Regions from separate parts of the Mus musculus genome. Here regions 1 and 3 are each linked to region 2. A link is a loop called in an ENCODE intact Hi-C map of the cell type or tissue named here. Cell type or tissue: gastrocnemius. All regions are shown on one strand. Links, peaks and the distances in the headings refer to the core of each region. The heading gives the core; the rest is flanking DNA. Region 1 overlaps Kcnj10 (potassium inwardly-rectifying channel, subfamily J, member 10). Region 2 has its middle 11 kb from the start of Nhlh1. Region 3 overlaps Igsf9 (immunoglobulin superfamily, member 9).

What was found. Peaks named below come from ENCODE experiments on the same cell type or tissue, not always from the same donor. Only the 100,000 strongest peaks of a DNase experiment are listed, where the experiment ranks them.
Region 1: it touches region 2 in a loop (2.6-fold over the local background); 11 of 42 quality-filtered maps call a loop at or near these places.
Region 3: it touches region 2 in a loop (2.5-fold over the local background); 6 of 42 quality-filtered maps call a loop at or near these places.

What each region holds. Positions count from the first base shown.
Region 1 is chr1:172,353,125-172,363,675 of GRCm38, forward strand. The region is part of intron 1 of Kcnj10 (potassium inwardly-rectifying channel, subfamily J, member 10); the gene reads left to right. Among named protein-coding and RNA genes, the nearest start is that of Kcnj10, 17 kb to the left of the region's middle. In gastrocnemius, for the core only: no CTCF peak of the experiment used is centred there; DNase peaks (open chromatin) are centred at 4,616 and 5,449.
Region 2 is chr1:172,041,594-172,052,144 of GRCm38, forward strand. No RefSeq gene overlaps it. Among named protein-coding and RNA genes, the nearest start is that of Nhlh1, 11 kb to the right of the region's middle. In gastrocnemius, for the core only: a CTCF peak has its summit at 5,479 (motif pointing right); DNase peaks (open chromatin) are centred at 5,485, 5,754, 6,744 and 7,988; H3K4me3 peaks cover 1,117 bases; H3K27ac peaks cover 945 bases.
Region 3 is chr1:172,484,214-172,494,764 of GRCm38, forward strand. It overlaps Igsf9 (immunoglobulin superfamily, member 9), which reads left to right. Exons shown (of 21, transcript NM_001145800.1): 2 at 68-333; 3 at 569-757; 4 at 5,300-5,452; 5 at 6,076-6,230; 6 at 6,442-6,559; 7 at 7,402-7,543; 8 at 7,652-7,797; 9 at 7,888-8,030; 10 at 9,274-9,414; 11 at 9,885-10,001; 12 at 10,193-10,343; 13 at 10,540-10,551. The coding sequence starts at 276. Among named protein-coding and RNA genes, the nearest start is that of Igsf9, 7.3 kb to the left of the region's middle. In gastrocnemius, for the core only: a CTCF peak has its summit at 6,370 (motif pointing left); DNase peaks (open chromatin) are centred at 1,868 and 6,353; H3K4me3 peaks cover 503 bases; H3K27ac peaks cover 373 bases.

The DNA of each region.
Region 1 (10,551 bases), core at 1,013-9,012, 310 kb after region 2:
ATCTTCTCTAAGCCGAGTCTTCTTTTCTCAATACATCGAGGGGACTCAATGGGAATGGGCAACCCGGCACCAGCATCCTGTAACTCAGGGCAAGATGACCAGCACAGACCGGGTTCAGCTTGCAGGGTCCCTTAGAAGCTTTCCTGAGGAGGTCAGTTAATTCTCTAGTCTAGTTTTCATGCCATTATCAAGAAGGCAATGCTGTTCCCAGCTTCCCGGGGAGGAGTGAGTGGCACACCATATCACATGGAGCAATCAGCTAAATACCAGCATGTGGGAAAGGCTGAGAGAGGGCCGTTGGTGAGACCATGGGAACACGGATGAGGTGCCGCCTGCACAGGAGGCTGGAGGCCTTCTGAAAAGATTTCCAGAGAAAGAGACATCCAAGATGAATCCTGATGGAAGAGAAGAACTTAAGACAGCAAAGTGGGCTTGGAAGAGGCCCCATTTTTTGCAAAGAACCGTTTGTTGGAGGATGTTCTTGAAGCAAGAGATGTTTGATATGACTAGCAGATAGAGGATGTATGTGAGGAGTGGGACAGAGAGAGAAAGGGGGAGGGAGAGAGAATATTGATGCTTGGGAGGTCAGCAAAGGTCAGGCTGTAAGAGACATCATCCTATCTGTCTGCTTTAGAGACAGGTCTCCCAGAGGCTCCTCAACCCTTTCCTCGAAACTTGTTTCGCTCCCTTTCTCTCTTCTTGCCCTGGTCTCACTGCCTGGAGGACATCTTGATCTAGGATAAAGCTTCAACACTTTTAGGTCAGGGCTTGGCATTCGCTTTTCCTTCTCACACCATGGAAGCATCATCTACCTCCTGTGGAAACTGGATTGCTGGCATTGAGCGTGCTGACTGCAGCCTCAGTTTCTCTGTACGCCTACCCTCACTCTGAAAGCAAGGGTGATTCTGAGAAGGCGAGGCTAAGAATGACCTGCAGCATGGTCTGGAGCATTAGCTGGAGCACAGCTCTCAGCCCAGAGTAAAGGCTGGGGTGGGGGTGGGGAATGAGTCAGCATCCCCCCCTGCAAGTGCCCAGAGATTCTAAGGGGCTAAGAAGGAGGGTCTGTCAGAATAAAGCATGATACCCACTCTGCACGGGCGGCCTAAGGGAGGCAGAAGTATGGAGAGCTAGTCATGTGTGCTGTGCATGGGTATGTGTGCATGTGTGCATGAAGGGCAGATGATAATCTGTGGGAGCTCGTTCTCTCCTCTGCTATGCAGGCCACACTCAGCACCTGCACCCACGGATCCGTCCCATTGCCCACTTACGGGGGCTCTTTTAAGTCCATAAATAACCAGGCCCTGAGGAAGACACAAAAAAACTGAACAAAAGTACAGGTGAAGAGTCAGTTCAGGGACAGGAGAAATGGCTCCGCAGTTTAGAGCAGTGTCTGTTTTTCCAGAGGTTCAGGGTTCAATTCCCAGTTTCTCCACATGATGATCCCAATGTTCTCTATTCCAGTTCCAGGGGATTGGAGGCACACACGTTCATGCATACAAAACATATATACTAAAAATAATCATTAGAAAATTAAAAAAAAAATAAGAATCCATTCAGACAAGCTTCTCGTTTGGGAGAAGATAGAGGTGGCCTTTAGTGCAAGGACAGGGACAATATAGAATCCCATGGGGAGCTGTCCTGGCATGGTGCGTCCACACCTGAGAGTGGCTCTCCTGCCTCTGCTTTTGCCTCTTGGGCTCTTCATCAACCAGGCCAAGCCCTCCCTCATCACTAGACAGTATAACTAACTTCAAGATGACAGATTAGCAGATGCATAGAGAAGGGACCTTTAGCAGGGGTCCTATTCTCTCTCTCTCTCTCTCTCTCTCTCTCTCTCTCTCTCTCTCTCTCTGACAGAATTTTACTATGTTAGTGCTGGCTGTTCTGGTACTCAACTATGTAGACCAATCTGGCCTCGAACCCACAGAGATCCGCCTGCCTCTGCCTCTGCCTCCCAAGTGCTGGGATTGAGGGCCTGCACCATCTCACCCTGCTCTCTCTTTAGAGTGAGGATTGTGACTGGGATCACAAGACTCTTGAGGAGTAAATCCTGTCAGCTCTGTCAGAGCCTGTCTAGTGTCTCAGGTGCCAGAGTATAGTCTTCTGAGGGCCTGGGCATCCTAAGCCTGGGGGAGCCTGCTGGTTCCCTGGAGCCTCTAAAGTTGGAAGTCGGTTAGGTGGTGAGGAGGGGCCAGAAAGCAGACATCCAGGAACTCTGGCCGGCATCCCTTGCTGCATGCTTGCCCTGGCTCTCGGCAGGCTGAGGGGGTTCTGGAGGAAGCCCCATGTTGGGAATGAGGGGGGCTGGGATAGAGCAGTGGATTAGAAGCCCCTAATTCAGAGGCTGTAGTAAATCCTGCCCTGCCAATAACAGTTACCCTAGAGAAAGCAGTAATAAGGTCTTGGTTCAGCTTGAGTGACACTAAGCCCTCTGGGGTACAGAGAGGCAATATGAGCAAAAGTCCCGTGAGAGTTGGAGAGTGCTTCTGGCTTGCTATTAAATAAATGTCAGCCAGCCACCTCACCTTTCCAACTCTTAGCTCCTCTAATTCTGGGGATTTTTTTTTTCTTCAGCTGCAAAGTGCAATCATAATGATGTCTTTATTTGCATAAGGGCCTAGCAGATTTCACATACTTCATTTATCTCTTGTAATCCTGAGCACACAATCAAAGTGTATTGCCTCCTTAGATTAGGAAAGCGAGCCTTAGAGAGATTAAGAGATTGACTGAGGTTCCCATGACTCCTGCCTGACAAAGACCAGAATGACAAACAGTGGCGATGGAGAACAGAAGATTTTTTGGCTGTGACATTGGAAACACTGGAGGAAAAAATTAGACTCCAATTTTTAGCCTAACTCCATTTGAAAATGGGTTTCTGTATCACTGTGTTAGATTCTGAGGCTCAGCCGGAAAAAAAAAAATGTACCTTTATGAATCAGTGATATCTGGTGTGTGTGTGTGTGTGTGTGTGTGTGTGTGTGTGTGTGTGTGTGTGTGAAAATGGCTCATACAGCCTGTATCATTGACATCTATAGCCCAGAATCCATCCCTACATATCAAAATTAAGTCCTTATACACCTGGAACAATTAGATGAATATCAAAAGTACTAGCTTAAATATGTGCCTGAGGTAAAGTCTCTGACTTTGAAAAGCTGTGGCGCAATGTCTCTGGAGCACAGTAGGAGTCTAAATATTTCTGCCTGGGAGCCTGGAGCAGCCTGGGGCAGAGAGACCACTAGGACTAGGGAGGGGCCTTGAGGGGTGAAAAGATTTTAGAGCGAAGAGGGGTGTGGGAGAGAGTTGGGGCAGAGGTGGCTTTCCATGGAGAGAGCTGCAGGGGAACAGGTGAGGAGACAAGTGGGGGAGGGTCGGCAGTGTTCTCCATGGCAGAAACAGGAGCCCAGGGAGAAGGAGAAGCTTCCAGAGAGAGGCGGGGCAGATGGCGGTGGAGGATTCCGGGTACCATGTCAAGCAGTTTTGTCATGAAAGTTCAAATAATTCATTGAACAATCTCAAGCCCGTGCTGAATGATGGACCAGGCTGGGCTGTGGAGCTCTGAGGTAGCTGTGGGGTGGGGGTGGGGGTGGGGAGGAGAGTCTGCGTAGGAGGAACGGGGAGTCGCTGTACCATTTCAGGAGAAAGAGAACACAAGATTGAATGATGGGGACCTCAGAAAATGGGGAGATTCACAGAAAGGCAGAATTGATAAGACCTGGTGACCAATGGGCTGGGGAGCAAGAGAGACCAGATATCCAGCCTGGGCACTGAGTGAACGGATGACAAGTCTCTGAACAAGAGGAAAACACACGAAGGCTGGTGAGCTGGCTTAGTGGGGACCGGAGCCTGCAGCCAGGCCTGGATACCTGAGGAACTGCATGGGGGAGAGAGAACGAACTGACCCTTACAAGTTGTTCTCTGATGTCCACAGGTGTGCTACAGCACCCAGATAAATAAACGTAATAAGCTTTTAAAAAGAGAGGCAGAGGGAACCTAGGAAGTGAGATGTCAGTGAGAAACAAGACTGCATCTCTAGCCCTCCGGAACTCATGAAGAGCTTGTATGTTCGTGACCTCCATGTCGTTAGCCCCCCTTTTGCAGATGAAGGGGCAAGGAAGCTCAGAAACTCTAGTGATTTGCCTAGACTCTTAAAGCCTAGTAGCGCTACAGGTCAGGGTTTCTACCACACTTCATGCAATTGAAGCAGCAAACAAACAGCCAACAACAACAACAACATTCCAAAGAGTGTGTCAGGAAGGGACCACCTGTCATCAGTCTCCAATGCTGGGCTTGAGAACTGAGAAAACGCCCTTAGAGTTAACAAACGGAACACATCTCCGACCTTGGAGAGAACTTCCCGGTTGGCCCAGAGTGGCTGCATGGATCAAACAGAAGCGGTCTAAAGTTGTGTAGGTGCTTCCCCGAAGGCAAATTTTCTGCTCTCCTGAGGTGGTTGCTACTATTACTTGAATTGCTAGTGTTATTGAACCATTTCCTATAGATGCTCTGTGATCTGTTTAATTTTTAATTTGCAGTTACATGTAGTCCAACCTAGCTGCAAAAGGAGTGGGTTAGTGTGTGGGTAGAGGGTAGGAGACGCTGAGGGCACCCTGCCAGACTAGGGAGCCCTGCCCCCTGGTGGCCAGGACTTAAACCTGCAGCCTAGGAGAATGGTAGGTCAAGGCCAAACTTGAAGTTTGTAGTTTTGAAGTTCTCTCCCATCTCTGAGATGGGGGGTTTATCTGATACATAAATAAGTTTTATTACTTCAATCAATAGCATTAAACAGAAGTTGGACTAGAATCTATGGAGTTCAAGGTTAGACTGTGACTGATTTGAGATCTAAGGCAGAGGCGACCCACAAAGGAGAGATCTAGAACAGATATGTTGCTTAGCATCCAGTTTCTTCCTAACTCAACCTAGACTTTAGCTTTCCCCCAGTGTCCCTGGGAACGGTTCCAGTGTCTCATATCTTACTGATAGAAAATATAAGACGGGCTCTTGCTTAGTGGATAGAGTGCTTGCCCGGCATGCACAAATCCCCCAAACACCACATTAGTGGATTCTGCTCAACTGCAACCCTGGCATTTGGGTGATAGAGGCAAGAGTCATCTTTAGCCGCATTATGAGTTCAAGGACAGCCTGAACTACATAAGATCCTTCTCCCTCTCTCGGGGGGTGTCTTAGGGGGAATGGAGTTTTTCCTATTCAGTGTTTCCTGCTAAATCATTCTGTTAGTTGACTTTTCTGACTTTTCCATTGAGGCAAAGGAAGATGGGTTAACGACTCCAAGCAAATGTCCCGAGGTGAAGATTCACACGGGGCCAGGTTTGGAGACTCTCCGGACCATTGGAGCTGAGACTAATGAGGAGGCAGTGGTACAGCTCTGTCCTCAGTTGAACTCTACACGGTGCCAAGTCCTCACAAAGGACTAGTTTACTGAAGAGCTCAGGATGTGCAGTTCTGTAGACGCAGACAACAGCTAAGAGCAGATACCATGTCTGGACCACACAAATCAGGGAGGAAGTGTGCTGAAGGTGATGTGGGAGATTGAGAGGTACACAAGGAGGTCGTGTGCCACGGACGGGGTCATCCTCCCTTTTCAGCCAGGGACAGCGGGTTCTCTGAGATGCCACCCTCTGGAGTCCCCTGCAGGGAATGTGGTTCCCTTCCTGAAGGGGGTCAGAAGGCATTGTCTGGGGAACAAGCTGAAGGAAGGGCCAGGGGTCCTGATCAGCCCACACTGACAGACAGTGGTGGTGTCTAAACTCAGGAGAACATCTGACATGGCCTCATGTCTTTGTCCCTCCCACTCTTGACTGGAAAGCACAGGGCGGGTGGGGGTGGAGTGGGTCAGGAGGGCCAGCGAGAGGTCACAGACTCCCAGGAAGTACTTTGAAGGCTTTAAGCCTTCCTTCTGATCAAACTATGAGAACTTTCCAAACGTTGACACAAGGGAAGAAAAGCCTATTCTTCCCTGGGCCAGGACATTGGTGTCAGGCTGAGGCTAGAGGATAGGAGGGCCAGGGGGAAGGAGGCTCCAGGGTGGGGGACAGAGGCAGCGGTGACTCAGCTGGGAAGGCAGGCCCCCGGACACAGACACTGCCCCCTTTTCCCTCACCTCCAGATTTGTGTGCATCTGGCTCCATTTCTATTTGTCTGTTTTCACTGGGGAAAGGATAGGAGAGATTGATGAATAGCGACAATAAGCTTTGAAAGAGCCCACATCCAAGTCCATTCTTCTAACCTCGAGGACTTACATAACCCCGGGAGCTTTTCTCGTTACCCTTTCCTTTTCTACCCTCTCCTTTCTCTTCTCTTCCTCTCTTTCACTAAGAACATTTGGAAGCCCAGAAATACTTCTTTTTAGACCTAGCCACTTTCCCCCCAGGAGGTCTCTAAGATCACTATTTAAGTGGGATTTGGCATTCAAAGAAGAGATGATACGGTGGTAAGAGGGGCCTGAGTCGCTGTTTCCTTTGCCCAGTGGGAGGAATGGAACCAGACCTCATTAGCCGGATGGCAAGGTCTTTTGGTTTGTTTGTTTCTGAGATAGATTCCTTCTGTATAGCCCAGGCTGTATAGCCTCAAATTCACCATCCTCCTGCCTCAGCTTCTGGAATGCTGGCACCACAGGCATGGGCCACCATCTCACCAGATGGGGAGTTTTACAAGAGAAAGTGTCTTTCCTTTCTTCTAATGCAACAGAGCCAAACTGACTCAGCAGTCTGTTCTGAGTGACAGAGGACAGGAAGGTGTCCGTGAAGAGCCACAGGTGCCATGCTTTGGACTGTGTCGGTCCTAAGTAATGTAATGGTTTCATGTTATCCTACTGTCCTTTGCTTATACAATATTAAATATTATTTTTCTAAGATCTCTATAGTCTAGATCCACAGAGAATATGCTGGGGTGAATCCTGAGGCTACCGGTGTCTCTGGGTGCAGACAGGTGTGTGCTAGAGCGGAGGCATTGAGGGTTTGCTACAACCTCCTTCTTCCACAATGAAAGCTATGGCGGCTTAGAGAGCGAAGAGCTTATCCAAGTTCCCAGAGTCTGGAAGAGTGAAGACCAGCATTCAGTTGTCTGCGTCCCAGGGCAGTGCATTTTCCCAGCAGGCAGAGCTGGGTCAGTTCCCAGGCTGGACCTTACTCATCCTGTGTCCGACGATTTCACTTCATCTCCAGAACACGCCGCATGAACACATGCCTAGGACATTGATTTAAAATGCACATTATCTAAAGTTGACCTGCCCACGGGTTGTGTTGGTGGGCTTGTATTCGTTACAGAGCTTATTGCTGTGACCAAATAGCTGGCAAGAAGCAACTTAGGAGGAGAGAGTTTCGTTTATTCTATCTCTGACATTGCCAGTGCTGTATGCTCCTGTTCACTATTCTCCCCTCATTGGGTGCACTATCTTTTGGTTTTTCATACAAAACCCAATCGAATTTTGCCCATCCTTTAGACCCCGAGTCATCTCTCTCTTCTCTTCTCCCAAAGAGACATTTGGGCATAGCGGGAAAAGTTCCAATCCTGGCTGCTCTTTACATTTCCTGGTCCAGATGAAAACCATTACGGTTATATATGGTGGTTTGTAAATCATATTAACGAAATCATTAGTCATTATTAGTTTTTATTAATGTTATATTTATTATTATTAATAACAAAAACATAGTTAAAGTGTTAGTGCTCGGTCCCTCACCTACTGCACACTAGGTGCTTGGTATTAGTTATCCCCCAGTGCTCATCCCTTGGGCTACGGGCATCCTTCCCCTCCCTCACACATACTGAGCTGTGCATCCCTGGTCCTGCCTGTTTTATCATTGATTCCCACGTTAGGCTCTGAGGTCTTCAAGGAAAGGAATTTATATCTTTGTCATCTCCATAACTCCAGTGCTTTGTTTAGAATCTGGTACTCAGGAGATACTGAAAAGAAATTTATTAGACAAGTGCATGAAGACCAAACGCACACTGCACACGCAGTGAGCAGCAACATTACAGATTAAAAAAAACTTTGGGTTTTTTACTTATACTTATTAGTAATTCTAATGAACTATCTGGGGTTTCCATGTGTATGAGGGGGAAAAAATTCACAGGGAAAATCAAGAGAAGACACTAACAAGAAGGGAGGAGGAGAAGGTCCGCCAGGCCCTGGGCCAGAGTTCCATTCCTTGTACATAGAACAAAAGGTTCCATGGTCCCTCTGCCCTACTGTGCTGGCAGCATCTTCTTGTCCTCTTAGATGGGCCTCTACACCTAGAAAGGGCTGTGCCATCTTCTGTTCATTAATTCCTTTTCAAAATGCTTCCTGGGCCCTCTCTATGCATCACATAATTGTTAGCCATATCCGTTGACTTTATGTTGCTCTGACAAAAACAAACAAACAAACAAACAAAAACTTTACAGGATGAAACGTTCGAATTGTAGTTAGAGCTGTTTCAGTCCTGGTGGTTGCTCTTTTCAGTCCTTTGTTGCTCTTAGGCCAGTGGTGTGGCAGAAGCATCATGGTGGAAGCCTATGGAGGAAGAAAATTGCTCACTTCAGGGAAACGGGGGAAGTACAGAGGGAGGTTTGGGGGACATGATATGGTCATGCCCCAATGATCTGCTTCTAACTAGGCCCCACCTCTTAACTCCCAGTTAATCAATCCACTGATGAATCCAATCACTCACATGTCAAGTCTCTACCTCTGAACACTGCTGTGTTGGGGACCAGAGCCTTCAATACATGCCTTTTCTTGGGAGAATATTTGGTATCTCCATCACAAGATACTAGAAACAAGATATGGTAGATCTAGGTGCTTCCTTCAGTAAACTTGTTTTTACTCAATAGATACATATACCTGGCAAGTCGGGAATAGGCTGTGGTTTTCAGTGGAGGTTTTATGGAATGGGGGTCATGAACTCAGGTAGCGTGGAAGACAGAAAAAGGATAGGCGAAGGCAAGAAAGCAAGAAAGCCTGTATGAGCACAGAAAGGCTTCAACTACATGGCGTCCGTTTGCTTGAGTATGCCCCAAGAAAAGGGGAGTAGGAAACAAGGCTTGGAAGGAGGGTTGGCAGTGATCACATAACTCGTCAGGTGGAGACTAAGTCTGGTCTCTCTTTGGTCACCAGTGAAATACTTTCTTTGAACTGGAGAAGGAACTGGGACACATACAGTGTGATGAGAACGTGGTGCATCTGGAGTCAGAAGACCCTGATCGTGAATCCAGTTCCATGATTGACCGAGTCATATCTTGCTGAGCCTCAGTTTCCTTGATTATAAAATAAGAACGATGATTTTTTTTTCTTTCGGTGCTTGGGGTCAGACCCAGAGCCTCAGCCATGCGAGGCAGGCACTTTAGTCTTTCAACTCTGTCACCTCCCCAGCCTCGGGACCCTGATTTGACCCTCTCCTAGGAATGCCATGAGCAGGAAAGGTGCGCTCTTTGGAAAATATCAGATCAGCGTTCATTGGTTCATCATCAGAAGTGTAATGAAGAGTAACATGGTAGGGCTGGAGAGATGGCTCAGCGGTTAAGAACACTGACTGCTCTTCCGAAGGTCCTGAGTTCAAATCCCATCAACCACATGATGGCTCACAACCATCTGTAGAGCTACAGTGCACTCATATACATAAAATGAGTAACATGCTAACAATGTAGGATGAGTTACAGGGGGAAAAATGGAGATATGAGACAAATCGTAGGCGCTTCAGTGGCTCCTTAAGGCCCTGGAGGACGGGAATGAAGTAGAAAGAAGGAAGCATAGGAACACATCCACAGCACCGGGCTGAGGAGGAAGGAGAGTCTGAAGTGGGTCTAGAACTTGAGTGTGAGGAGCTGGGAGGGCCAAGGCACCTTTAATGATTTAGGGAACAGTGAGAGACTGTCTGCGGTTGGAAATGAGTGAGTTTAGTGCTCACGTGGGAAGCTCCTTCCACTTGGGTTGCTTTTGCTACAGAGTAAGCTCTGTCTTTGGGTTGAAAGGACTTTTTCCCCACGTGGTAGGTTTCAGGAAATGGTACCATTCATCCCCTGCCTTTCCACCTGCTGTCCCTGGTGTGGAGTTGAACCATCCTTTCTAGCCACCTAGAAAGATAATAGAACATAGTACACGTCAGGGCTAATTAATCAACTCAATTAAAAATTTTGAGACATGATTTCCCCGTAGCCCAGGCTGGCCTTAAATTTACTTCATAGCCCATGATAACCTTGAACCTCTGATTCTCCTGTCTCTATCTTCCTGAGACTGAGATTACAACTGTGCTACCATTCCTGGTTAATGCAGTGTTGGGGAATCAAGCCCAGGGCCTCCTGCATGCTATGCAAGCCCTCTGCTAATTTAACTCCCCTCCCAGCTCCCATCTACAGCGAACTAAAAGACCCACTCTCTTACCATGCTCCTGAAAAAAAAAGAAAGAAAAGAAAAAGAAAACAAACAAACAAAACAACCCAAAAGCAAACAAACAAAAACCCAGCAGACCCATACAAGGGCTAGCATTGACGTCTTTAAGCTGTCGTTCCTCTACTTTCTGAAAAAATCTGCAAGCATCTGCAACATCAGTCATGCCTGAG
Region 2 (10,551 bases), core at 1,543-9,542:
CAACAAGATGGCTCACGAGGTAAGGAACTTATTGCCAAGCCTGAAAACCTGAGTTTGATCCCCAGAACTTATGTGGTGGAAGGTGAGAACCCACTCCACAACTGTCTCCTCATACACACACACACACACACACACACACACACACACACACACACACACACACACTCACACACACACACTCACACACACAAACACATACACACACAAACACATACACACACAAACAAACACACACACACAGTGACATGTGCATGTTTGCACAAGCATGCACACACACGCATGCAGTTCAGGGGTTTGATTTGGATGTTTGTTCAAACTCCACATACTTAAGCACTCTTTGAATGGTGTGGAATAGACATGTGTGACTTTGTCAATTTTTTTACATGATTTAAAAACAAACAAACAACTAACTTGTAGATCCCAGTGAAGTAGAAAAAAAAAAAAAACCAAGATACAGCTCTGGAGGAAATAACTTGTGAAAGCCCCATCTGAGGAGAGAAACAAACCCATCTTGTCCAGGTGGGTAGCAGCAAGCAGACGCTGAGCCAACTCAACAGTCGGAAGCACTGGACCATACGAGCATTAATGACCCTGCTACAGATGCCGTTTTGTTGAGCACTGTCGTGCACCAGCGTGGGGACGTACATGCTATCCCTGGTAAGGAAAGAGCTGCTCAGAGACTTTAAAACATCTATCCCAGGTTACATAGACATCCACGTGAGAGAGCAATAAATCTCCATGCAGAGAGGGCAGCCACAGAGAGACGCTTACGCAGAGAAGGACCACAGTGGAGTGGGGTCTGCCTTGCTGCTATTGGAAGACGCCGCATCTCAGAAGGTCGTGGAGATGAAGGATGAGTAAGACTTACACAGATGAAGGTCAGAGCACAGATGCTACCGGGTAAGGGCTGATGAAGGAACCAGGCTACTCTACACACTGAAGTAGGACATATGCTGTGTCTTAGTGACGGTTTCCACTGCTGTGAAGAGACCCCATGACCAAGGCAACTCTTATACAGAAAACATACATGTGGAAAGCATGGCCGCCTGCAGGCAGACATGATGCTGGAGGAGTTGAGGGTTCTACGTCTTCAGGAAGCAGAAGAGGACTGTGTTCTGCGGGCAGCCAAGAGGAGACTGGAATTCCACCCTGGGTAGAAGCTCCACTTGCACAGGATCAAACTTCCTCTAACAGGGCCACACCGCCTCCAATAAGGCCACACCTCCTAATAGTGCCACTCCCTGTGGGCCAAGCATTCACACACCTCGTAAGTCTATGGGGTGGGGATGGGGGGCATTCCTATTCAAACCTCCACAGTGCAGCACTTGTCAGAGAGTGCTGAGTTTAAGAGAACTGCCAGACCATAAAATACAGGAATGGGCCAAGCAGTGGTGGCGCACGCCTTCAATCTCAGCACTTGGGAGGCAGAGGCAGGTGGATCTCTATGAGTTCAAGGTCAGCCTGACCTACAATGCTAGTTCCAGGACACCAGGACTAAAGGGAGAATCCCTGTCTTGAAAAATCAAAAACAAAACAAAACAAAACACCAAAAGAGCCGGGCGTGGTGGTGCATGCCTTTAATCCCAGCACTCAGGAGACAGAGGCAGGCGGATTTCTGAGTTCAAGGCCAGCCTGGTCTACAGAGTGAGTTCCAGGACAGCCAGGGCTATACAGAGAAACCCTGTCTCGAAAAGACAAAAACAAAAACAAAAAAAAAAAAAAAACCACCAAAAGATGGAGTGGCATCTCAGGCTGGGCAGAGTGGCTGAAGAGCTACCATGAAAAAAAAACAAAACAAAACAAAAACAAACCAAAAACCAAAACTTCATTCTTTGTTAAAGAATGTGAGTTTTATTCTAGAAATAATGGGTAGCCATGAAAAAGACCTGGATACAGAAGTGTCCTGGTTAGATTTGCATTGTGATTGGGTAAATCTGATATCAGACTACATGGTGGACTGGAGAAGAGAGACCCGGGAGGTAAGGGGAGCATCTAAGCAACTGCAGAACTCCTTGGAAAGAAAACAGAGGCACTGGTGGTCATGCGGGAGTGTTCAGCCTCATCTAGGAGATAGGATGGTAGCCTCTGAGGGCAAGCTGACGACAGGCTGCAGGGGGGAGGAAAGAGAAGGAAGGGGTGATAGCCAGGGCAATGGAATGGTGGTTGCCCGCTGTCAGCCCCGCTGGGCCGTGGCAGGAGAGGTGTGGGGAGCAGAAGATAAGATGCCTCTTTAGGGTAGAGTTGGAGGTCTCTGGAATGAGCTCTAGTAAAGAGACCCAGCTCTTCAGCTACAAACCCAAGAAGCAAATGTCCTAGACTGCTCCATAGAAGGAGCCTCAGACATCGCTTGTATGTTCTCTTGTTGCTTGTCTCTATTGCCACCACGCCCATCACAAACCCCATCTGACCTCTCCCACCATACCTGTGCACAAAGTTACCACAACCTATTGATTTACCATTTAAAGAGCTTTCCTAAACCTGTTTTCCTTTCCCCATTGCTACAGGCCAAATACAAAACTTTATGCAATTAGCTTTGCAGCAGCTGCCTAAAACTGCACCCTACATAGGTCTAACCCCTATAGTGTGTGTGTCTGTGTGTGCGTTACATATCACAATGTATCTCTATATTTAACTATATACAAGCTCTGTGTGCATGATATATATGATATATCATATATATTATATATATGTATATATACATATACACACACATATATATATGGGGTTGGAAGCAAGATCTGGTTGGTTGCCTTATTTACTTTTCTATTGCTGGAAGAGACACCATGACCAAATAACTTATAAAAGAACATATTTGATTGAGGGCTTGCTTACAGTTTCAGACAGTAGAGTCCATGACCAGCATGGCAGTGCACAGCAGTAGGCAGGCAGTCATGGCACTGGAACAGTAGCTGAGAGATTACATCTGATCCACAAACAAAGGCTGAGCTGAGAAAGCCAACTGGAATGGCATAAGCTTTTTGACACCTCAAAGCCCACCCCAGTGCACATCTCCAACAAGGTCATATCCCCCAACCCTTCCCAAATAGTTTCACCAACTAGGTACCAAGCATTCAAACATATGAGCTTATGGGGACTGTTCTCATTTAAACCATACTTGCTGTGTATCACAGGCTGGCCTTAAACTCAAACCCATGATCCTCTTGAGTACCTGGCCTATAGGAGTGTATCAGTATGCTTGCCCCAAAAGTGACACTTTAAAAAAAAAAGATTTACTTGTTTTATGTATACAAGTACATTGTCACTCTCTTCAGACACACTAGAAGAGGGCATCAGATCCCATTACAGATGGTCGTGAGCCACCATGTGGTTGCTAGAAATTGAACTCAGGGCCTCTGGAAGAGCAGTCGGTGCCTTTAACTGCAGAGTCATCTCTCCCACCCTCAGAGTGACATTAAAAAAAAAAAAGATTTTAATTTATTTTTAATTATGTGTGCATGTACACATAAATGTAGTGCCTTTAGAGGCCAGAATAGGGTGTCAAATCCCCTGGGCAGCTGTGAGCCTAGATGCTGGGAACAGACCTTGGGTCCTCTGCAAGAGCGGTGTACAGTATTAACTGCTGGACTGTCTTTGCAGACTCTTAAAGTGACATTTTTAACATAAAAAAATGATGGTGACACCTATACCCTATTACTGATTTCCTGTCAGTGGGTAGCAAGGACTGAACACTATCTGCCTTACCTGACCACTATCCATTCCTCTTCCACCTGGTGGTTTTGTTCTGGTAATAGCAAACTGGTTAGGAAAAAAAACAAGAACAAAAACGTTCTCAGGGATCCACACCCCTCACATCAATGCTGCCTTCTGCCTGGAATATTCCTGTCCCAAGGATCATTCCCTGGGAAATAGACGTGGCTTTTGTTTTGTTTTGTTTAGTTTTGTTTTTCCCTTAGCTACAAAAGCATTGGGATTGTCCATGCCCTGCTAGAATCCTGCTTTGTTTTGTCCTATGTGTTCTGTTTGTTATTTTCATTCCTGGCGACTGAACCCAGAGCCTCACACAGGCGTGGTAAGCGAGCAGCATGCTACTGCTAAGCCGCATCCACAGTGGGGAGCTGGGTTCCTTGATTCTGACACTGGACGCAGGCAAGTGCTCCCAGGTGTGAGGTAACCATAGGACTGCTACAAAGGTCTCCGATGATCCCACGAGAATTCTCAGGCTGGGATAGCCCACAAGAACCAGTCCTTGCATGCAGACGCCCCAGGGAGGGAGCTTCCTCCCTCCCAAGGCAAGTCCTGGAGAGAGAATCAGCACTCCTACACATGGGAAGAGAGTGCCTGTGTCCAGAGAAGGGAATCTGTGATGGAGCTCTTGGCAGCATGCAATAGCTCTCATTATAATCACCTTGCTAACCTTTGGGAGCCCATTTGCCTTCAGAATCCAGCTTGGATCTTACCTGTTCCAGCCCCCATCAGCCTTCCTTGTACCACGTCTGTTCCTTACACATATCTCATGCATTTCCAAGTCTATGCCCCCCACATCCCATCCTAAGTAGATTTGAGGGGAGTGGCACAGAGCCTGTAGTAGAACCTGCAGCAACGCTGGATACACATGAGTTTGCAGCAGATACATGTTGCACTGGACGAAATACAATCCTCTCTAAGACTATAAAAGGGAAGGCTGGATGTGAATGCCATGGAGGATAAAAAGAAAAAAAAAAAGAAAAAGAAAAAGAGTTAGATGGCAGACAGGCTGTGACCTCAGACCTCTCTCCCCTTGCTTCTCTTGGAAGATCAAGTGATCCATGCTAGGCAAAAGCTGGAATCTGAACTGAGAATGAAGTGGGTCAGAAACCAGAGGAGGAGGGGGACCAAAAACTGGAACATGCAAACAGCCATGTGGCTGATGGAGCTGAAAGAAAGAAGTAAAAGTCAGAGGGAAAGCAGACGCCTCAAGGGAAGTGGGGAAAACAGCTCCCTATTGGACAGCTGCCACCCAGGTTCTTACATAAGGAAGGGTAGGAAAGGACTGGACAGTGGCTCAGAGGATATGAGTGTGCACTGCTCTCGCAGAGGAGTACGGTACCCAGCACCCACATCGAGTATAACGCCAGTCCTGGAGCATCCAGCACTTCTGGCTTCCAGTGGTACCTACACTGTTGTGTGCAGGTGCGTGTGTGCGTGTGTGTATGTGTGTAAGTGCACACGCACAACTAAAAATAATGGGGGGGGGGAAGGGCACAAGAAACAAGCATCAAGATGTAGGTGCATACACACACCAAATGAAACGACCACAGACTTAAAGGATTTGAGATTCTAGTCAATGAATGCATAAAACGCAAAGTCTAGTCGATGTACCTAGTCAGTACCACCTTCCCTCACCTCCCAGGAACAGAATCCTGAGTTGCAGCCCCACCAGCAGTTTCTCTGCTCTTTGTCCCCATTTTCAGTTTCTTAACCCCTCTCTACCAGGAAAACGAAGACTGGGGGCGGTGGGGGAGACCATCTCTGCTAGTGGCCAGCAGGGGGCAGTGTTCAACAAGCAATGATTGAGATTTACAGCGGCCTGGGGAAGGAAGAGGAAAAGCCCCTTACAGCTGCCTCTGACACCCTTTTCGGTTTTTTCAACTCCTTGGCTATCTATCATTTCTCCAGTCCTAGCTTAGTATAACTCACAGACTTCTTACTCCCAACTCTCTAAAGAAGATTAACTCCTGCCCAGTTTTGAGGAACGCATGTGAGAGGCTTGAACTCAGGGCCTCTTCTCTGAGGATGTATGCATTCTCCCTAAAGCAGACACACACACACACACACACACACACACACACACACACCATCTGGTGGAAGAGCTGAAAGTCAGACCCTTTCGCTTCTATTGCTTTGCACAGTGAACAAACTATGCAGAAGTACAGGTTGGCCCTTAGTGCTCCCCGAGGTATCATTTGATATGTATTGTATAAATAGATCCGTGTGTCTGTCTCTGTGTGTGTGTCTCTCTCTCTTTCTCTCCGTGTGTCTCTCTCTCTGCCTCTCTGTCTCTCTCTGCCTCTCTGTCTCTCTCTGCCTCTCTGTCTCTCTCTGTCTCTCTGTCTCTCTCTGTCTCTCTGTCTCTCTCTGCCTCTCTGTCTCTCTCTGTCTCTCTCTGTCTCTCTGTCTCTCTCTGTCTCTCTGTCTCTCTCTGTCTCTCTCTGTCTCTCTGTCTCTTATTAAGTCAGAGTTTCTCTGTGTAGCCCTGGCTGTCCTAGACTATGCTGGCCTCAAACTCAGAGATTTCCCCCACCCCCACCCCCACTCCCCAGCTCTGGAGTTCTGGGTTTAAAACCCTGCAGCACCACTGCCGGCATACAGAGCACTTTCATGCAGACCCCATTTAATCCCCCTAGCCCTCTGACAGGCCTTGATTGTCTTCCCACTTCACAGGTGAAGAAGCTGTCAGGTGAGCAGGCAGTCTGTTTATTGTTGTGTGTGAAGGGTAAAGATGAACCAGGCGTGGTAGCCCACCCCTACCCCCTAATCCCAGCACTCAGAAAGCTGAGGCAGGAGGATTGCAGCAAATTCAAGGTCAGCCTGGGCTGAATAGTGAGAGGCTCTGTTTCAAAAATACTAATAGGAAGAGGAGGGGGAAGGGGGAGAGAGGGACCAAGGGAGGGATGGAGGGAAGAAGAGAGAGAGGGGGAGGGTTCGAGGGAGGAGTAGAGGGACGAGGGAAGGGAACTGGATCACCACCAGGCCTTTGGCTACCACGCATGGGCTGGGCTTTCCCCTCTAGCACAGCACTGCTGCTGCTGCCTGCTGCCTGGCCTGCTTCTCCCCCTACTCCACACCTCCCAGTCTTACAGGCCCATGGGTTTCTGTGTTCTTCTGTGTTAATGATCTGTAGAGGTGACTCTCTTGTTAGCTCTCGCCTTCCACCCGGTCTAACTTGAGAGCACAGACAAGGTCTTTAGAAAGAAGCAGGAAGATAAAGGATGGGCCTTCCAGGAAGAGGAAGAGGAGGAGGCAGGGAAGGCAAGCCCTCCTCCGGGCATTGAGAAGGAAGGGGTGGGGGGAGCTGAGAGAGAAGCACCGGCATTCTATGCCCAGGCTGTAAAGGGGCACAAACAGGACCCTCATTGTGTGGGCACAAAGGAGCCATATGTCTGCCAGTCTACAGCACAGTGTGTGTGTGTGTGTGTGTGTGTGAGTGAGAGAGAGAGAGAGAGAGAGAGAGAGAGAGGGAGAGAGAGAGAGGGAGAGGGAGAGGGAGAGGGAGAGAGAGAGAAGGAAGGGCTGGCTCAGAGACCCCATTATGAAGCCCTTGGGGTCTTGCCTTCTGCTGTCACTGACTTAAGGGCTTTCTGAGACAGAGGGCAGGGGAGCAATTATTATAGCAGACACAGGACTTAGAAAATCAGGGGCCTGTGGTCACCGGGGCATGAACAGCCGAAAGAGGGGCATGCTGTGCGTGGGAGCTAGAAGAGGAAAGAGGGGTGCCGAGTCAGATTGTCCCCCTCCTGGGTCCTTCATAACCTACCCTCCCACGGCACCACACACACACACTCTGCTCACAACCCGCTGCCTCTGGATCTGGGTTTTGTTTTCCTGTTTCTGTCTTCTTTCATTTTGTTTCTTCTTTGGGTTTTTGAGAGAGGATCTTGCTATGTAACCCTGGTTGGCCCAGAACTCTCTATATAACCAAGCCTGGGCTTCAAATTTGGGGGGGGGGGCTTCTCTTGTCTCCGCCTCCCTGGTCCTGGGAATCCAGGAGTCACCACACCCTACTTTCGAGCCCAGGAGCTGGTTCTGGAACAGTGTGAGATGAACCGTGGTGTTCTGTCCCTTTCCTTTCTCCCTGCCCGTTAGCTCTGCAGCCCCCACTTTTCTCTCCTTCCCTCAGCCCAGAGACTGCCATCTCCCTCACCACTCCACTTTGTATGTCACACTCTTCCCCCCCCCACCCCCGTGTGCCCCTCCTCCAATCTCCTATGCTCTCCTCCCTCTCTTTCTCCTTCCCTGTCCTGCCACGCAGAGCAGAGCGGCAGCCGGCAGCCGAGGCCAATTGATTATCTGAAGAAATTTGGAGTTAGCAGCAGAACAGCTGCAGCGGTCCCCTCTCGCCATCCTCAGGCCCTGAGGGACCTGGGAGGGGAGGGGCCCCTGACCCTTCCGCTCTCCAGCCTGGGAGGGACCACGAGGTGCTCCCTGAGCACAAGGCATAGTGCTCATACTTGGAATCACACCCCAGCCCCTGGGGCTTGGGTTATAATCCCAGACTATCATCATAGGAAGTCACGGTACCTTTCTCAATATAGGCACTTGTCTTTGAAACAAAGGATGTTAGCAGACATGGTGGCACACACCTGTCATCCAAGCTTTCGGGAGGCAGAAACAGGTGGATGGCAGGCTAAAGGCCAGCCTGGGCTAGTTAATGTGACTTTGTCTCAAAATAAGTAAATAAATAAACAGTTGAAGTTGTTGGGCAGATACAGTCGTGTACCCTTGTAATTCTAGCACTGGGGAGACTGAGGCAGAGGGATGGCCAGTCAGAGGCTAACCCGAGCTACATAGAGATACCTGGCCTTGAGGTTTGTTATAAGTTAAAGAAGGAAGGCAGGCAGGAAGAAAGGTAAGGAGGCAGGGAGGAAAAAACTGGACCTGGTGATCTTCCGGGGTCCTTCGGACATTAGTCTCTTGGAGTTCTCAGATTTCCCTGGTCTCAGTTCAGCCCACGCTCTCACCAGGCTCTGGGCATAAAATATTTCATTTAACTCACACACAAGGAAGCAGACATGGAATCTTGGGAGTTCCTTCCCAGCCCTGATCTAAACCCCTCTTGCTGATGGCATGCAGTAGTCATATCTGAAGCACCGGAGGACATCTCTGCATCTTCTCCCCACAGCCTTTACCTTCAGCCATTTTACAAGCAAAGCCAGGAGAGGCTCTCCCAGGGTCTCCAGCCAGAGTGTTTCACCTGAAGTGGGAATGTGCTCTAAGTGTCTCTCTACAGACTGGATTTTTCCAGCCCCTCTACTTGAATTCCTTTTTGTTAGACTGGGTGTTTCTGAGGCTGAACAGTTCCGGGTACTACAACAACCGCAAAGTTATTCTTGGAGTTAAAATCTATTATCCTAGAGCTCCATTTCAGTGACATTGACAATGACGTGTGTGGGGCCGCACACAGGACGTCCATTTTCTTCATTTAGTAATCAGGGATGAGAATGGTTTTTACCTCCACATCTGCTCTTTGCTTGCTTTGTGTTTGAGACGGAGTCTCACAGATCCTCAACAGTAGCTGAGAGTAACTTTGATCTAACTGCCTCCACCTTAGTGTGCCAGTATTAGAGGTGTCAGTACAACCCCTTTTATGTAACTCCAGGGAAAAAAATCCAGGTTTTCAGGCATGCTAGTCATATACTTTACCAACTTAACTGCCCTTAATACATACTATAATATATATATATATATAATATAATATATTATATATATATTTATTTATATAATATTCTAGCCCCTAAATATATTCCTGTCAAGACAGATAAGTGTGTGAGGCCTTTGGTCCCTTCCCCCTGTATATCTTCTACTTCCTTTGTAGCGTGGTCTCCAGACCTTTGCCTTCTTAATCATGCAGGGGTCCTCTCTGTTTATCTCTCCTGTTAAACAGGGGGTCCAAAAGAGCACCACCCATCAGGCTGGGTCTCTTTAGGGAGGCCAGCTATAGCAGTAAACACCTGTAATCCCAGCACGTGGGAGGTTTAACAGGCAAGAGCTCAAGTTTCAGATCTCCGTTAGCTATATGTCAAGTTTAAGGCCAGTCTGAGCTCCGTGAGATCCTGTCTTCAATCGATCCACGCATCCCCCAAAAGAAGCTACATCTGGGGTCTGAGTTTTAGATGTGTCCTTAATAGCTGTGTGACGGGCTGGTGAGATGGCTCAGTGGGTAAGAGCACCCAACTGCTCTTCCGAAGGTCCAGAGTTCAAATCCCAGCAACCACATGGTGGCTCACAACCATCTGTAACATGATCTGACTCCCTCTTCTGGTGTGTCTGAAGACAGCTACAGTGTACTTACATATAATAATAAATAATAAATAAATCTTAAAAAAAATAGCTGGGCAAGGTGTTCTCTGGGCTTAAATGTCTTTCCAAAATGATTTTAGGGGCTTCCTAGAATCCCTCTGATGCCAGCTCAGCGCCTTCCCCCCTTTGATGTTTTTGGGCAGGATTTGGGGATAGATTAGATTCTAGTTGGGGCTAGACTTGAACCCATGACTACCTGCTTCAGCCTTACAAGCCCAGCCACTCAGCACTGCCCCCATCCTCATTCTCGCAGTAACACGCTCTCCATCACGATTCTCCTGTATCTAATGCTGGGGAGCACGGAGCACACCAGGAGTTGAAGTTCCAAGCAACTTTGATGTAGATGGTAAACGAAAAGGAAATGCTTTGATTTTATGCCCTGGCTTTCTCCGGCAGCAGGGACCCATGGACGCAGGTTTAACTTAGGTTCTATTAGGACATTCAGCTGTCTTCTCTCAAGACCACGGGGAGAAGGATGTGAAAAGCAGAATCACTCCGAGAATGCTAAAACGATACATAGCTTCTTTTTCTCTG
Region 3 (10,551 bases), core at 1,488-9,487, 440 kb after region 2:
ACCAGAGCGTTGTTCCGTGCTCCTCATCTGACCAACTCTGTTACATTGCCTTATATTTTGCATTTAGATCTGGTGGCCCTCCAGACAGGAACAGCTCCCTCGGGTGTTGAGTGAGCTAGGCACCAACTGGAAGAGTGAGAGCTGAAACGGGTTGCCTGAGGCGGATCAGAACTCAACTGATGCTCTCTGGGATTGCCGGGCAGCGGACATTCCTCCGGCCCCTCCATCTGGGCTCCTGTGAATAGGAGGGGCCGGGCAAGCAGGCCAGCTGGGCTATGATTTGGTGTCTCCGTCTGACCGTCCTCAGCCTGATCATCAGCCAGGGGGCTGACGGTGAGCCAGACCCAAGGGAACCAACAACTCTGTGTTACCCTGGGATATTACTGTTTCGCAAGGGGTTATCTGTGAGAATTTGAGTGTAGGAGAGGGCTAGGGCTGGCTCAGAGAGGTTGGGGTTTGCCCCAATCGTGCAAAGTCTTAAGGAAACTTGAGAGATGTTGATGACGCCTTCCCCCTCCCGCATCTCATTTTGATCCCTTGCTGTTCCCTCGTGCTACCCACCTCATAGGTCGAAGAAAGCCTGAGGTGGTCTCTGTGGTGGGCCGGGCTGGGGAGAGTGCAGTGCTGGGCTGTGACTTGCTGCCTCCAGCTGGCCACCCCCCTCTGCATGTCATCGAGTGGCTGCGCTTTGGATTCCTGCTTCCCATCTTCATCCAGTTCGGCCTCTACTCTCCCCGAATTGACCCCGATTACGTGGGTAAGAGTTGTCCTTAGGTGGGAGGGGGAGTGTCGCCAACAGAAGGTGGGCCAAGTAGGCTGCTCTGTGCCCTCTCCAATCTCATCTCCTGCTCTGCTGCTCTGACTGCTTAGCAAGCATGGCCCTGCTACCCTCCCCCCCCCCCCCCATCATCGTGCTCATCCATTGAGGGACTGACTCATTTGTTTATACACGATGCATGCACACATTAGAGCTCTGCTCTTTTAGCTATGGATGGCGTGTTGCATGGGAGACGCGACAGCTGTATTTCAAGTATCCATCCTAACTTGCTGATTGTTTGACCCTCATCTCATGCAACCTTCCAGACTCCATCTTGATCCTCTAGAGTTTCCCCCACTCAACCCTATGCTCGTCTCTGGATCTGTTATCTGCCGCTCTACGTCATCCCCTTCCCTGCCGACCAGAATGCCAGTTTGGAGGTTCCAGGCTTTTAGGGAGTGGGCTAAAGGGACAGCAGAGTGGGTAGGGATGTGGGCTCTTTGAGTATGAGGAGCATAGACTGATTCTGAGCTGCAGAGAGCGTGGACACAGACAGGGGTTACTGGAGCCGGCTCCAGTCAGTTCCCCAAAGGTATAGGCATAGATAGGATGGAATGGGTCTCTGCTTCCAGAGGCTACAGTAGAGGCATACTGTATGGGTCTCCCTGGAGTCTTCTACTGCACCCTAGCTTGTTCTTAATCCTGGATGGAGCCTTAATCTGAGCGACTTACTACTGTAACGTCTCAGAGTGCCTGTGGGAGGCCCTAAGGATGGATTTGGGCTGCGGGGCAAGAAAGAGATGGTGCTTCGTTTTCAGAACTGAAACCCAGAAAAGGTCACCCGGGAAGATGTTGTTGGGGTACCTTTTCTGCCTCTGGTTTGAATCCTAAGGGAAATCTTGGGATTGGCTGAGCTGAGAGAGGAGGAGGTGCTGGCAGGTGCCCGCCCGCAGGAGAGAGTTTATTTTCAAACTGGGGGCAGTTATTGGCAAACAGCCTACTCGGGAGTGTGTGTGTCTACACAAGCCCTGGGGACTTGATGAAAGGGGGCCCCAATTAGCAGGAGGAGAGAGAATTGGTACAGGCACAGCCGGCCTTCCTGTCTGTGCCTGCCTGTGCCCAGGGGGCTTTGGCTGCGGGGCTAAAGATGGACAAATTCAAATTATTGCCAGGCTGAGGCAAGGGGGTGGGGAGTGGAGAAGATGTGGAAAGGGCTTTCCTTCAGACGCCACCTGGAAGATGTGGGGCTCTGCCTTTGCTCCAGCATCAGTCGGCTCTGGGCTCTGAGCAGACAAGCTAAGAGATGGCTAACTCCCTGTCTACCTGTGGATCTTCTCTAGCCTGCAAACCGTTGTGTTTCAGCCCTACTTCTAGCCTTTGTTCCCATTCCTGCCGGTGAGTGGCCTGTAGCTCCTGAGCAGCCACAGGGTCCTGCTTTGGTGAAGACCCCAGAGGGAGGCCTCTAAGCCCATTAACCCTTTATTGCTTCACAGTTCAGAAGGGGCCTCTCTGGCCTTTGTGCAGGGGACTCACAATTGCAGTTGCTAAGCAACAGGAGGTGGAGGTTGCTGAGGACAATGCTGTTCTGTCATAAACCCTGTGGGCAAGTGGAGGGGAGATGGCCTGGGACCGCCATGAGGCTGGTGGCCTAGAATATGGGGGAATAGTAGCCCTGGGACCCACACTGAAGGCAAAGCTGGTTTTAGGGGCTCTAGAAACTGTGGGGTGGAGGATCCTGGATATGTAAACTAGTAAGGAAGTGGTAAAAGACAATATAAAGAGATCTAGGACTGCTAGATTAAGTAAGCTACTATATTTAAAGCATTTAGCATAGCACTTGGGTGGTGTGAAAGGAATTGGGGACAGGCAGTGTCTGGATCTGTGAGACTGGCTTTCGGACTGTGTTTCCTGGGAGTTTCAGGGATGTCCCAGCAGAGCAGATGGACTTGTGCTTTCTGACGGCCCTAAGTTGCTTAGTTGCTTGGTGAAATCAATTCCGATTGTTCCAAGCTGACTCTCCTGATCTCCCCTTTCTGCCTTTGATCCTCCCAAGCTGTCTGCCTCGCTACATCGTCCCAGAATGCCTCCTCATGGCCCTGGCTTCATAGTGCAGTATGTGGGCACAATCACAGTCGTGATTTGAACTTCTGTGTGGACGGACGTACACTTGTCTGTGTTCATGGTTACATTTAGTGTGGGCTTCTTGCCTTTTCAGAGCCCAGGAGATCAGACTCTCCTTTTCAGGCACTGCATGTAGGCAGGTCTGATATCCCTTAGGTTTGACCTTGTAGGTGGAGGGCAGGTCTATAGGAGGTGTGTTCAGGACACAGGAAGTCACAGAACTGCCACTCTGGTCACCTTGTTTTGAAACACTGCAGCTTTTCTGGACCTCCTAGGGAAGTTGGTTTGTACAACATGCTGCTCCGAGTATTCTGGCTAGCAGACATGAGGATTGTTAGCTGGTGACATTTCCTGAATGGAATCAGAGATTGTGCTCAGTGCCCTGAACATCAGTGGATTCTAATGGCAGCGTTCAGCGGAGAACGCTCTGCCTTGGTGGACCCGGCTTGATCTCCTAATAGCTGCTTGATTTTGGAAAGAAGGTTAACGCCAGTGCCTTCATCGGTGATGGATTTTGGGGAGGATTAAATATGGTGACAGTGTCTAATATTACATAGCTCGTCTTCAGTGCTCAGCCTTTCTGTCTTCGCTCTGGAGCTCAGAGATCACCACGATGAAAGCTCCTATCTTGTGGGACCTGGAGGAGGCTGTGGTCTGGGCTCTGCTCGGCTCAGTGGTCTGGGCTCTGAGTAAGGTGAATGAGGAATCCTGCAGGTTTGAGGAAGGGTATTCTGTTAAAGATTTACCTGGGTGGCCCATTTTTATCTCCTGGGTGGGGATTATACACCTAGACTTATAAGTAGGCCCACCCATTCTAAAGAAGCCACACCCCAGGGACTAACTGAGAGATCACTGACGACTAAGCTCAGTAGCTACCCTAGATCTATGACTCTCATCTTTCCCGTGGCTTCAAGGAGCACACAGGCTGAGTTTCTGCTTCAAATAGGCCACCCTAGAAGTAGAGTGGAAACAGCTTGGAGGAGTGGGTGGTACCCAGGATTGCTACTATCACTATCAGGGATGGCTGGGGTAGGCCGAGTGCTGAACAGGTACATCATCTGGGAGCTATATTTGCCTGTCCTGTGAATTTTAGAAAATACCACTCGTTCACACCAAAGGGCAAAGTGAAGATGGGCAACAGCTAAGTGTAGGGGGTACAGAGCCAGTGGATAACCCTGGTGAGAGACACTGCGGGGCTCTAAGGTGGAAGATGGCAGGGAGGGAAATACTAATTCTTAGGAGGTGGGATCTGCAAGATGTAACAAGTCAGTAAATGGCAAACGGCGACAGGAATCCAGGTTGAGCCAGGCTCCTCTTCGGGCAGCCTGATGCATGGTGGTTGGTGCAGTTCACTGATGTAGAAGAAGAAACGGAGGTGATACGTTATCAGATGAGGGGTGGGGCCCAGATTGAGTGTAGGCTTCTGGTTTCAAAGATGCATCTTACTTATTTGTGTAACAGCCTTTTTGTGAGCCTCCAGCGGTGCCAGGTGCTACACACCTCCCCTGCATCATCTCCTGCCTTCCACCCCATCCCAGTTTCTCCCTCTCTTATTTTGACTGAGGAAACTGAAATTGACAGGTTGAGTAACTTGTTCAAAGGAACATGTGGCTGAGCTGGGCTTGTGCCTGGGTTCTTTGGGGCTGCCAAGCAAGCACCTTACTCACGTAGACTGCACTGCTAGGGATGTTTCAGGCTGTCAGGGTGCCGGGTTCCCTCAGAGGAGGGTCCTGAGGGACTGGGCGAGCACATCTCAGTCAGCCTAGTGGTCTGCTATGGACCATGCTGGGAATGAAAGGTCTTTTTTGTGCTGTGGTGTGTGGCTTTGTGGGGCTGCATGTGGTCAGTCAGCTGGGGCGTAGAGGGGCTGGGCTGGGCTGGGGAGGCTGCTGACGCTGCTGCCTGCCTGGGTTGGACTCTGGCCACTCTAAGGCGCTTAGGCCGCTGATAATAGCTCTGGGAGATTACAGGTTTTGGTAGATGAGGTATGGGTCCCTGGGAGGGCCCCAAACACAGCTAGCGATTTCAGGGACAGAGTCCTCTAAAAGCAGTAGTATCCCCAGAGAACTTATATCTTGGTCTTAAAAAGTACCCCAGGGATGGTGAATCTTGTAGGAGACCAAATGCTGGTTCTTCGCTCCTTCCTCGAACGGTCCGGGAAATACAGAGTATTTCAGCACAACATTTAGTCCGCTCAAGAAGCCTTGAGTGTTTCTGGTCTTGTCTGGGTCTCAGCTAAACATAGCATTCTGCCCTCAATGGCCTCATTTCCTTCTGCTGCTCTGGAGACCCTCACACTTGGATGACAGACCTAGGCTATTCTCAACCTCTGGGAATGACCAGTGTGACCAGGACTGGAAAGCTTTTACAGAGCCCCTTCCTTCATTCAACACCCTTGATTCAGGACTTCCCTCCTCACAGGACGAGTCCGGCTGCAGACAGGAGCATCTCTCCAGATTGAGGGGCTCCGGGTGGAAGACCAGGGTTGGTACGAGTGCCGTGTGCTCTTCCTGGACCAACACAGCCCTGAACAGGATTTTGCCAACGGCTCCTGGGTGCACCTGACAGTCAATTGTATGAAGTTGGGGAGCAGGTGGTGACAGTAGGGGGAGAATGATGGGGACCCTGGTAGTGAAGGGAATGAGCGAGTTCTGTGCCCTACCCATCCTGGCATGTGCTCACCATGCTAGCTCATTTACGGCTTGCTTCTTACCTCTGCCCTCCCTCACACCCTCAGTTCTTCAGATAAAATCCAATCAGCCCATAGGCTCTGAGTCGGGAACTTTCACTCCTTGGTCAAGGTCATAGTTAAGGTATATTGGGCCCTGAATGATGCAGCTCACCCGTGCATAGTTTCTCCCTCTCCACTAGAAGGGAGGCAGTTGTAATCATTCCCATTTCATAGGTGAGACTGAGGCAGAGAATCAGGTAGAGGTAGTGTGATGAGTCTAAGACCCGCCCCTTCTGATTCCCAGACTTCCCTGGGCACTCGGCTCTGGCTCTCCCCCTAGTTCCCGTCATGCAGCCTGTGTTCAGCTGTAGCAGTGTTGGGATGGTCCTGGTAGACAGGTGACCCTGGGCTAGTCCCGTGTACCCCGGGAGCCTCCAGCTCTGAGAGGAGTTCTCCGTGGGTTTTGAACTCTGCTTTGTGGGATGATAGCCTTTCTGGCAGCCCCTGATGCCTCTTTCCCTCACAGCGCCCCCTCAGTTCCAGGAGACACCTCCCTTAGTTCTGGAAGTCAAGGAGCTGGAGGCGGTTACCTTGCGCTGTGTGGCCCGTGGCAGCCCTCAGCCTTATGTGACTTGGAAATTCCGAGGACAAGACCTTGGCAAGGGCCAGGGTCAGGTGCAAGTGAGTGGGTCAGCTGGATTGGGAGGACCAAAGGGGAAGAAGGCAGGAGAGGAACAGAAGCCAAGCCCGGGGATGGGTCGGAGGAGGGAGGGGTTTTCCATCGGCTTCCCCGAGGTTGAGGCGCTGTCTCCCTCTGCTGGCCAGCTCTGGAACTGCAGGGTCTGAGGCTGACCAAACAGGAAGGGCCTTTCCTTAAAGATTCCTTACCTAGGTGCAGAATGGAACACTGTGGATCCGTCGGGTGGAGCGAGGCAGCGCTGGAGACTACACCTGCCAAGCCTCCAGCTCCGAGGGCAGCATCACCCACGCCACCCAGCTGTTGGTGCTAGGTGCACTTTGGTGGAAGGGCAGGGGAACCGGGCCACCTATAGTAGAAGACATGATCTCTACGGGGGTGAGGGTGGGGTGAGGGGGTGAGTACACGGAAGATTGGGAGGAGGCTCATATTTGAGGGACCCCTGTAGGGTGAGAGAAAGGATGAAGAAACGGTCAGCTTAGTGCCCAGCAGTGCATTACAGTGGAAAGGAAGGGGTGCTAAGGGTTAGCCCATGAATCGTGGGACCCTCCTGAGTCCTGGTTTTGTGATCTCAAAAAAACAAAACAAAACAAAACAAAAAAAAAAAACCCAGAGGTTCTTATCAACCTCTCCCAGGACTTTGACATATCGCCCATGTGTGCTGAGCTCTTCCTTTTGGAAGGAAAGGCAAATGAGGCACGCGAGGCAGACATCCATCTTCATAGCGCCTGTGGGCGAGAACCGATTAATTGATGGCCCACTGCAGTATCGTTCTCCTTGGTACTTGAGAAGTACAGCCCTGGGTAATACAGTTAAAGCCAGAGACCCTGACATGAGGAAGGCCCACCAGGAAGTCTCACCTCCCTTTCTGACCTCCCTGGACCCTCCCGCACATACAGTTTCTCAGCAGAAGGAATCAGGGTGGGTAGGCTTGCCTGCCATGCCTCGTGAAACAGGGCTGACTTGGAAAAGCGAGTGGCCTCTGGAACAGGATGGGCTTTTATCACACATCCCAATTCGGGTCCTTAAGGTCCTGTAGCAACTTGGCCCATGACTACAAAGGGCAGAACCAGGAAGAGGTGTAGAAAGGCCCTGAGGGTTCTGGGAATTCCGGAATGGGCTGAGGACACCTTTCTGCCTTGGTACTTCTCCCAGGACCCCCTGTCATTGTGGTGCCCCCCAGCAACAGTACAGTCAACTCCTCTCAGGATGTTTCCTTGGCCTGCCGGGCTGAGGCATACCCTGCTAACCTCACCTACAGCTGGTTCCAGGATGGTGTCAATGTCTTCCATATCAGGTAGGGCAACCTATCTCTTGGGTAGTGGAGGCAGGGGATTGATGTGTAGTCTCTGGGAGAGCTCCTTGTCTAAGGACTAGGTTCCTCCTCACACATACCATATTGCAGCCGCTTACAGTCTCGAGTGCGCATCCTGGTAGACGGGAGCCTGTGGCTACAAGCCACTCAGCCTGATGACGCCGGCCACTATACCTGTGTTCCCAGCAATGGCTTTCTGCATCCACCGTCAGCTTCTGCCTATCTCACTGTGCTCTGTAAGTCCCCATGCTCCTTCCACAGCCTGCTCCTCCGCACTGAGACAGACTGATGACCTTGTCCTCCAACTTGTCTCTGCATTCCTCCAGACCCAGCCCAGGTGACAGTCATGCCTCCCGAGACACCCCTGCCCACTGGCATGCGTGGGGTGATCCGGTGTCCGGTTCGTGCTAATCCCCCACTACTGTTTGTCACCTGGACCAAAGACGGACAGGCCTTGCAGCTGGACAAGGTACAGGCTTGTGACAGGGGATGAAGGTCTTGGCTAGGTGTTGTTTTTGTCAGAGGGCCAGCTGCAGCTCAGCGGGAGGCTGAGTTTAATTCAGCGCTGTGGTTGGGAAACATGTTTCTTACCAGATGCCAGTGTTAGGCAGTGACTGTGGAGGTGAGAAGAAGTATCCATTTCCCCAGAAGAAGTATCCATCCTTGGAGTGTTGCCTTGAGGCAGAGCTGCCACAGAGACTCTGCTGTCAGGCCAGGGAAGGAACAAGGCTTTTGTTTTTAGGTCCGGTTGGGGATAGACCAGTAACAGATCCTGGGCCTTTGGTGAGGTGGTAGGTCTTGAAGAGTGAGCTGTCATTCCATGCAGAAATCCCTTTGCAGAGGCCGTATAGTGTGCTGACAAAGTGATGAATCGGGCAGTGAGGGGGAGCCGCAGCTGGCACCTGTAAGGACTTGAGAGGTGTAGAAAAGGCTGGAAAGACAGGTTGGGTCCTAGAGGAAGAACTGCGTGCCAGCTTAACATGACCTCATTCCGAGTTGATTGGGATCTTTTGTTTGTCTGAGGAGACTATAAATTCTTTGAGGCATCCTGTCTTTCCAACTGAGAGTCTCTGGGGCTGTAAAGTTGTAGCACTTGGTGAATGTGTCATTGAAAGTTTAAAAAAAAAATCAGCAGTGAATTTTGGCTGGCGGTGGTGTTGTGGTGTTAGGACCGTGGTTAGGAGTTGTTAGGAGCAGAGCCCCAAGGCTGTGAAGTGGCCAGTGTGAGTCCAGGTGAGGGGTTACTCAGTCTGAACCAGAGAGGGCCTGAAAACAAGACAAGACAGAGCCAAAGCTTTCCTGCTCGGTCCAGAATGACAGACAAGTTAGATGCAGAGAGCGAGGGGCCACGCTTCATCTAGGAGAAGGGGAGGTTTTCTTATAGAAGTGGATTGGGAGATGCAGAACTGAGCAACGGAGTGCCGAGAGGGACAGTCAGAGTATCCACATGGCTCAACTCGAGGGAAGCCATTCACACTATTCTCTGTGAGTGACACCAGAGCTGTGTTGTCACCGTCTCACATCCCCTGATGGAACAGACAGAAGTGGAGGACCAGAGTCCAGAGAGAGGGTCAGGCCAAGACCCAGAGCCGATGGGTTGATTTCCTGAAAAGAGTTTCCTGTCTCTCCTCCTCTCTCGAGTTGCCTCTCCCCACCCCAGCTTTGCCTCTGTTAAGTTTCTCTCTCTATTTGTCATTTCCTCTGCCCTCTAGTTCCCTGGCTGGTCCCTGGGCCCAGAAGGTTCCCTCATCATTGCCCTGGGGAATGAGAATGCCTTGGGAGAATACTCCTGCACCCCCTACAACAGTCTTGGTACTGCTGGACCCTCCCCTGTGACCCAGGTGCTGCTCAAGGTGAGGCCCACAGCAAACCTGCTGTGGTACGGCCAGGTGGCTGAATGTGTGTTCTGAACCATGTCAGCAGGGTGGAGTGAGGCAGAGAGCTGTGGGAGGGGCTCCTACCGTCTGTTTCTTGCGGTGGTCATAGCAACAGCCAGCAGAATACACAGAGATGATACTGGGCAGTAGGACATCAGTCACGAACACATTCACGAAATGAGATATCTGTCTCGTCTCAGTCCCACAGGGAATAGAGCAAAGGGGAGAGAGAGCATGATCTGTAGAGATTCAGCTATCTCAGAGAGTCCTGCTCCAGCCCGCCATTACCCAGCAGTCCTACCTGCTGGGGGCAAAGACACAGAACTAAGAGATGGAGAAGGAGACTAAGACATTATGACAGGCACCTGGGAATGGGGGACACCAAAGCTTAGAGGTGGAAGAGAGGCTGTGAAAGAGGCCCCTCCCAATACAGATCTGGCCTGCAGGCTCCCCCGGCTTTTATAGACCAGCCCAAGGAAGAATATTTCCAAGAAGTAGGGCGGGAGCTACTCATCCCGTGCTCCGCCCGGGGAGACCCTCCTCCTATTGTCTCTTGGGCCAAGGTAAGGCTCCCTGGTCCTGACTCAGCTCTACCTGGGTCCGTGCCCACTCTTTCCCTGGCTGTGTTTTTGGAAAGGAGGTTCAGGTTTTCACAGGCAACATGGGGAGGGGCACAGGTTACTTGGAGAGATGAGTGGCCCCCTTGGTGAGGGGTGGCTGCCTGTGTCTTCAGGGCTGACCAGTGGTTCTGTAGGTGGGCCGGGGGCTGCAGGGCCAGGCCCAGGTGGACAGCAACAACAGCCTCGTCCTTCGACCCCTGACCAAGGAGGCCCAGGGACGATGGGAATGCAGTGCCAGCAATGCTGTAGCCCGTGTGACCACTTCCACCAATGTATATGTGCTAGGTTAGTGGCCCGGGAGGGGGCTGGGGCTGGGGAGCCACAGGGAGATGGGAGTATTGTTTTGGGGGGTATAGATGGGTTTTGTGGGTATGGGATTCCCCTAAGGTAATGGGTGGAGAAGAAAAATCTCCAACTTACTCTTCCTTAGCCCTACTTCAGGGTCCTGATCACCCTTCCTCCCTCCATTCCCCCTACCCAGGCACCAGCCCCC